Linked DNA regions of Homo sapiens: region 2 is linked to region 1. A link is an interaction called in ENCODE POLR2A ChIA-PET data of the cell type or tissue named here. Cell type or tissue: GM12878. All regions are shown on one strand. Links, peaks and the distances in the headings refer to the core of each region. The heading gives the core; the rest is flanking DNA. Region 1 overlaps MECOM (MDS1 and EVI1 complex locus). Region 2 overlaps MECOM (MDS1 and EVI1 complex locus).

Evidence for each region. Peaks named below come from ENCODE experiments on the same cell type or tissue, not always from the same donor. Only the 100,000 strongest peaks of a DNase experiment are listed, where the experiment ranks them.
Region 2: POLR2A ChIA-PET joins it to region 1 with 5 read pairs; 2 of 35 experiments call an interaction of 5 or more read pairs at or near these places.

The regions. Positions count from the first base shown.
Region 1 is chr3:169,481,896-169,484,813 of GRCh38, reverse strand. All of the region lies in intron 1 of MECOM (MDS1 and EVI1 complex locus), which reads left to right. It also overlaps the pseudogene RPL22P1. Among named protein-coding and RNA genes, the nearest start is that of MECOM-AS1, 35 kb to the right of the region's middle. RefSeq lists an enhancer at 1,759-2,259. In GM12878, for the core only: no CTCF peak of the experiment used is centred there; no DNase peak of the experiment used is centred there.
Region 2 is chr3:169,580,523-169,583,440 of GRCh38, reverse strand. The region is part of intron 1 of MECOM (MDS1 and EVI1 complex locus); the gene reads left to right. Among named protein-coding and RNA genes, the nearest start is that of MECOM, 82 kb to the left of the region's middle. In GM12878, for the core only: no CTCF peak of the experiment used is centred there; a DNase peak (open chromatin) is centred at 1,530.

The DNA of each region.
Region 1 (2,918 bases), core at 329-2,828:
TGCTTGTCAATTTGTAGTGTTGATGAGCAATTTCTCTTAAGGAGTCTGCCTTCCAATGTTAGTGTGCCTTCATAGGAAATAAAAGTGCCATAATTTCATGTGAAACATCCATCTGTTGTTAATATTTAATTATTATTTCCATTATTAGCTGAGATGTCTCAATCCCTGAAAACTTTAATCAACTGCTCCTAAATTTACTGTGTAAAATAAATTTTCTTTAAAATTTCTTTGAGGTGTTTATATAAGTTAATAGCTAATTGCATTTTAAATCTTGAATGGAAAACTAGAATATTTATGATGTTTAAGTCATTAGAATTGGGCAGAGCATCTTTTTAAATGGAAAAGAATATTGGAAAGAAATAAATATCTTTTGCTGAAATTTATGGAAGTACACACTAATCAGCTGTGATATTTAAATTTTTTTCTCCCTAAGTTTGTTACCTTTTACCTTCCATATTTTTTATGTCTCTCAATTCTTCTAACCAATATTTTCTTTAGCCCTCTTCTTTATCTCCTCTTTCTTTCTTTTTTCTCTTTTGTTTCTTTTTAAAATTTCTCCTTCCTTTGTTCTTCATCCTTTCTTTCTGTTATAAACATTCACATATTTACAAAGCTCATCAATAAGTGCAAGCAGTAATGGGATTGGGCAAAGCAAAATGTTGAATTGTGAGATAAAAAGAATCACTTTTTGTTTACTAGAGAAATTGAAATATAACAGAATAACAATAGATTATTTTAAATGCCTGGTAGCTATAGGTTGTACTTTCCATTAGTTATATAAAACAATGGTTTTGGGGGCAAAAAAAAGAAGCAAGTTCTGAAGTTCACTCTTGATTGCACCCACCCTGTAGAATCATGGATGCTGCCAATTTTGAGCAGTTTTTGCAAGAAAGGATCAAAGTGAACGGAAAAGCTGGGAACCTTGGTGGAGGGGTGGTGACCATCGAAAGGAGCAAGAGCAAGATCACCGTGACATCCGAGGTGCCTTTCTCCAAAAGGTATTTGAAATATCTCACCAAAAAATATTTGAAGAAGAATAATCTACGTGACTGGTTGCGCGTAGTTGCTAACAGCAAAGAGAGTTACGAATTACGTTACTTCCAGATTAACCAGGACGAAGAAGAGGAGGAAGACGAGGATTAAATTTCATTTATCTGGAAAATTTTGTATGAGTTCTTGAATAAAACTTGGGAACCAAAATGGTGGTTTATCCTTGTATCTCTGCAGTGTGGATTGAACAGAAAATTGGAAATCATAGTCAAAGGGCTTCCCTTGGTTCGCCACTCATTTATTTGTAACTTGACTTCTTTTTTTTTCTGCTTAAAAATTTCAATTCTCGTGGTAATACCAGAGTAGAAGGAGAGGGTGACTTTACCGAACTGACAGCCATTGGGGAGGCAGATGCGGGTGTGGAGGTGTGGGCTGAAGGTAGTGACTGTTTGATTTTAAAAAGTGTGACTGTCAGTTGTATCTGTTGCTTTTCTCAATGATTCAGGGATACAAGTGGGCTTCTCTCATTCATTAAAAGAAAATGCGACATCTTTCTAAGATTCTCTGTGGGAAAATGACTGTCAATAAAATGCGGGTTTCTGGGCAAAAAAAAAAAAAAAATAAAAATAAAAATAAAACAATGGTTTTTCACTCCATGTATTTATTTAAACATAAATTGGTCTGCAGGACTGTGTTCTATATGTTAAGTTGTAGTTTTGGCTGCTAGTCGAGTATACCATGAATTAATAATCACCTGATACTGATTCGAGTTGAGGTGAATACCAAGATTTATTGACCCAAGTGGAAAATATGGACCAAAGTGAAACCTCTGTCAATATTTATTTACCTTTACAGGAACAATTAATCTTGATACTCCTTGAAACAAGAAGTCAATATATGTATTGTTATGTACTTTTGGAGACTTCCATTAGAAATATTGGCAAGTCCCTGCTTCGTGGCCATAGATTTAAAAGGCCTATCAATTTTAAATGTTTCGGTCATTGAGAGCTAAAACATGTAACATATCACAGTGTTATTCACCAGAAATAAAAAATCAAGAGTCTGCTCAGAGTAGGTTAATATGAGTTCCTTTCTTCAGTCCAGCTGATGGTTTTTAGTAAGATGAACTGCCAAGGAGACAATGAGCACTGACTTCTCGATGCATGACTTCATCTTGTTAGAAGGTGGGTTGCCGGGCGCGGTGGCTCACGCCCGTAATCCCAGCACTTTGGGAGGCCGAGGCGGGCGGATCACGAGGTCAGGAGATCGAGACCATTCTGGCTAACACGGTGACACCCCGTCTCTACTAAATATACAAAAAATTAGCCGGGCGTGGTGGCGGGCGCCTGTACAGGTCCCAGCTACTCGGGAGGCTGAGGCAGGAGAATGGCTTGAACCCGGAAGGTGGAGCTTACAGTGAGCCCGGATTGCACCGCTGCATTCCAGCCTGGGCCACAGAGCGAGACTCCGTCTCAAAAAAAAAAAAAAAAAAAAAGAACGTGGGTTAAGCTCCCCTGTAACAGAGCTCTGCAGTGCTCCTCCCCATGGTGAATGACACAGGCGAGTACACGCCCCAGTGTGTCTTAGTTTCATCATGAGAACTTTGTAAGCAGCCTGTAAGGGAAGTACAGACTGTGAGATTTAGACCCCTTTTTTTTAGTTGCTTTTTTTTTCTCTAATAAGATCGTGGTGGAGGTAAAAGAAACTGTTATTTCACAGTGACTGGAAATGTAATGAAGTACTTGATATCTATGCATGAAGTGTTAGAGTTGAATTTTTAAGGAGAGAGATAGCATATTCCCTCCAGTCTATAAATTCCTGATTCAGAACATGATCTCAAGAGTTGTACTTTACATTTCTCTTCCCACCACCAAACAATAACAAAAAGAAGAAACAAATGAAAACTATCAGTGCCCAGTGGGAATTCC
Region 2 (2,918 bases), core at 111-2,610, 99 kb before region 1:
CATGTTTCACTTTGTTAGTTGTTTGGATTTCAGGTTTTTGGGAGTAGAATGTACAACCCCAACAGATGCAATGCGGTTAGTTTATGGAGTCTATGCATGTTTTATCCTGGATTTTCAGTGTTATCGAGGGATATAAGTAGAATTATTATTGATTTCTTTATGTATGAATGGTAGGTGAGAAATACTTCCTTGAAAGGCAGGCACAAAAGAGAGTATTACTACTCTGCCTGCTCATTCATTCATTTTAGCTACTCATGGTGTGCCAGGTACTTTGCTAGTACTTTGTAAAACAATCTTTTAATCCTTCATTTTGTGATTGAAGAAACTGAGGCTCAGTGAGATTAAGACAATTTCCCAAGGTCACAGAGCAACTGGAGCTGGTTCATTTCCAAACCTCTTGTACAATTTCCTCTGTGCCATGTAACCTTTCCTTTATTCATTTGTTCTATGTGTGTATATCTGTAAATCATTTGTATTTCTTTTTATTTAAGTTTGGGAACACATGATATTTCGTTTTGTCGTATATACCAGTAAGCAAAACAAAGTTCCAAATAGATGTGCTGAAACTGACAAATCATAAAGAAAACCCTAAGTGTTTAAATCATGAATAGTCAGTCCCACAGGAGGAAGGCTCTAGGAAGGAACTTGTACAATGTGCCTCCTCCTGGCTGCTGCTTCCTGACGCAGCTGGTCAAATGTAATTTCAGAAGTTTTGCTAAAACCTTCTCTGAAGGTGTTTTTAGCTACAGGTGAAAGGATGAAACATCAGGAACTTTGGCAGGGTTGTGCAGAGACAAAGGAAGGGAAGGATTGGCCCTAGTGTGTGAGCTGTGAGCTGCTATTAGCCCAGAGTTTTGTTTAGTGGATACTTAACCTGTGTGAGGATAAATAATACACAGTTTGACAGGATAAACTGAAGTCAACATGGTAGCTTCTTCTTTTAGGGTTCTCCCTTTAAAAATTTTCTTCTATTCCCCATTTTCTTTAACCACTCTGCGTTCATTTTCCCGTTTTTCCCCATCTCCCTCTTTTTCCTCCTGTTCCTGTCCTTTTGTGTTTTTGGACCCCAATCCATGTTGCCCTCTTTTTTATTTGTTTTATTTCTTCTTTCTACATTTATTCTCTTTTTTTCCTTTCTTTTATTTAGTCCTTTCCTTTCTCCCTCCCCCACAACCTCCTTATATTTCTTCTTCATCTACTCTCGCTTGATATTTTCTGCAAAGCGCTGCCTGGGCCCCTTGACCTCACAAGAAGCTCTCTGACGAAACGCTTAAGAAAAACAAGGTATTATGCATTATCCTACACATTCTGCAATCGCCCTAGCAATTTAGTAACTACAGTCCAATTTAAACCAGGCCTCAAGGCAACAAAAATTGCACCAAATGCCAACTAATTTACCAAACTTATAGAAGGAATATTTGGGAGTCTATTCCCTTCAACCCATCTGATTCATATTATTGACTCATTTAGAAAACAGAAAGTGAACAGAGACAAGTTTTTAAGGAGTTTGGTTTCATGCAAATGACTTGCAATTGCAGCCCATTATTTTTATACCACGACTTCATTAGTCATATCCCTGTCAGACCTGTGACCAGTGTCAAATGTTTTCAAAAAGCACACCAGGACAGGCATGGAACTCATCAGCCTGTGTCAAAGGTCGCTCTCATTAAGGAGTCAAAATGAAAACTTTCAGTGTCTCTAACACATCGCATAGCTCTCCCTGGTACTCCCACCCCCAGTCCTGAAATCCAGGGCCAGCTAAGCACCTCCAGCTCCCCAGACATTCAAATAAGATCAAGATGACAGGGCAAGAAAATGAATAGAGTTCTTACCCGGCTGGACCTCATAATCTGGTACTGATTGAAACAACCAGAAAGCTGTTTGCCAGGTCTTATAGCACCATTTCCTGAGGTTAAACATAACATCTCAAAATGAAGCAATTAGGGGTTTCTCCAAAACAAGAGTCTTCAGTAATTAAAAAAGAAAAAAAAAGGCAGAAAGCAAGAAAGAAGAAAATAAAGACTATCATGGTAGGAGCTGATTAGGCCCATTAGGTAGGGTTTGATGGTGGAGGAACTGCTTTTTTTTGCCACCTGGGAGGTCAACTTTTGATTATGGAAGCAGTAGGTAAAGAAGAACTTATCGATAATAGTGCTATAAAGATGGACATTAAGGAATCTGAAGATCAGAGATAAGAAGAAAACCATCTTTCCCAGGACTCATTTGGACAATATGGAATATCAGAGATTCGGTGCTCCTTTTCTTGTTTCATTTTGTTTTGAATCATTACTGCTTTTCTGAAGACCTGTTCACTATGTGAGCATAGCCTCTGTGTTATGATGCTATAAGGGATTTCCAAAGAGGTCTGAGTGATGGTTTCTTATTTTCCTTCAGAATCTTCTTCAAGCCACATTCTGGTGTTGGTGTTGGTGTTGGATTTGGGTTCCTAGGAGACTTGAAACATGGATTACATCCTGTCACCACAATATTTGGCTGGTTACAGTGGCTTTAAGATTGATGAACAGATATTTCCAGTATCACGTGGGGTAAATGTCAAGGAAGCCTCTAGTTGTCAATACGACATTTTGCAAAAACAAAACAAAACAAAACACAATTTAACAACAGGAAATCTCAAAATGTGATGACTCTATATTGATTTCTAGAGAACACACAATCTGCTCTTAAATTTACAAGTCATTTGGGGCAACTTGATTTAATTCTGTGGTAATGTCTATGACTTTTCTCTCTGCTTACTTACTAACTTAATTAATTACTCACACTTGAATGAGAGTCTCTCCCAGCCTCCATGAGCTGCCTTTTCAGGAAAATAGATATCACACAAAAGCATGTTGCCTCATACTTGTTTTCCAGTATCTGAGTTCTAAACCTTTTTGGGCCCAATTTTGATTGTCTTGGTG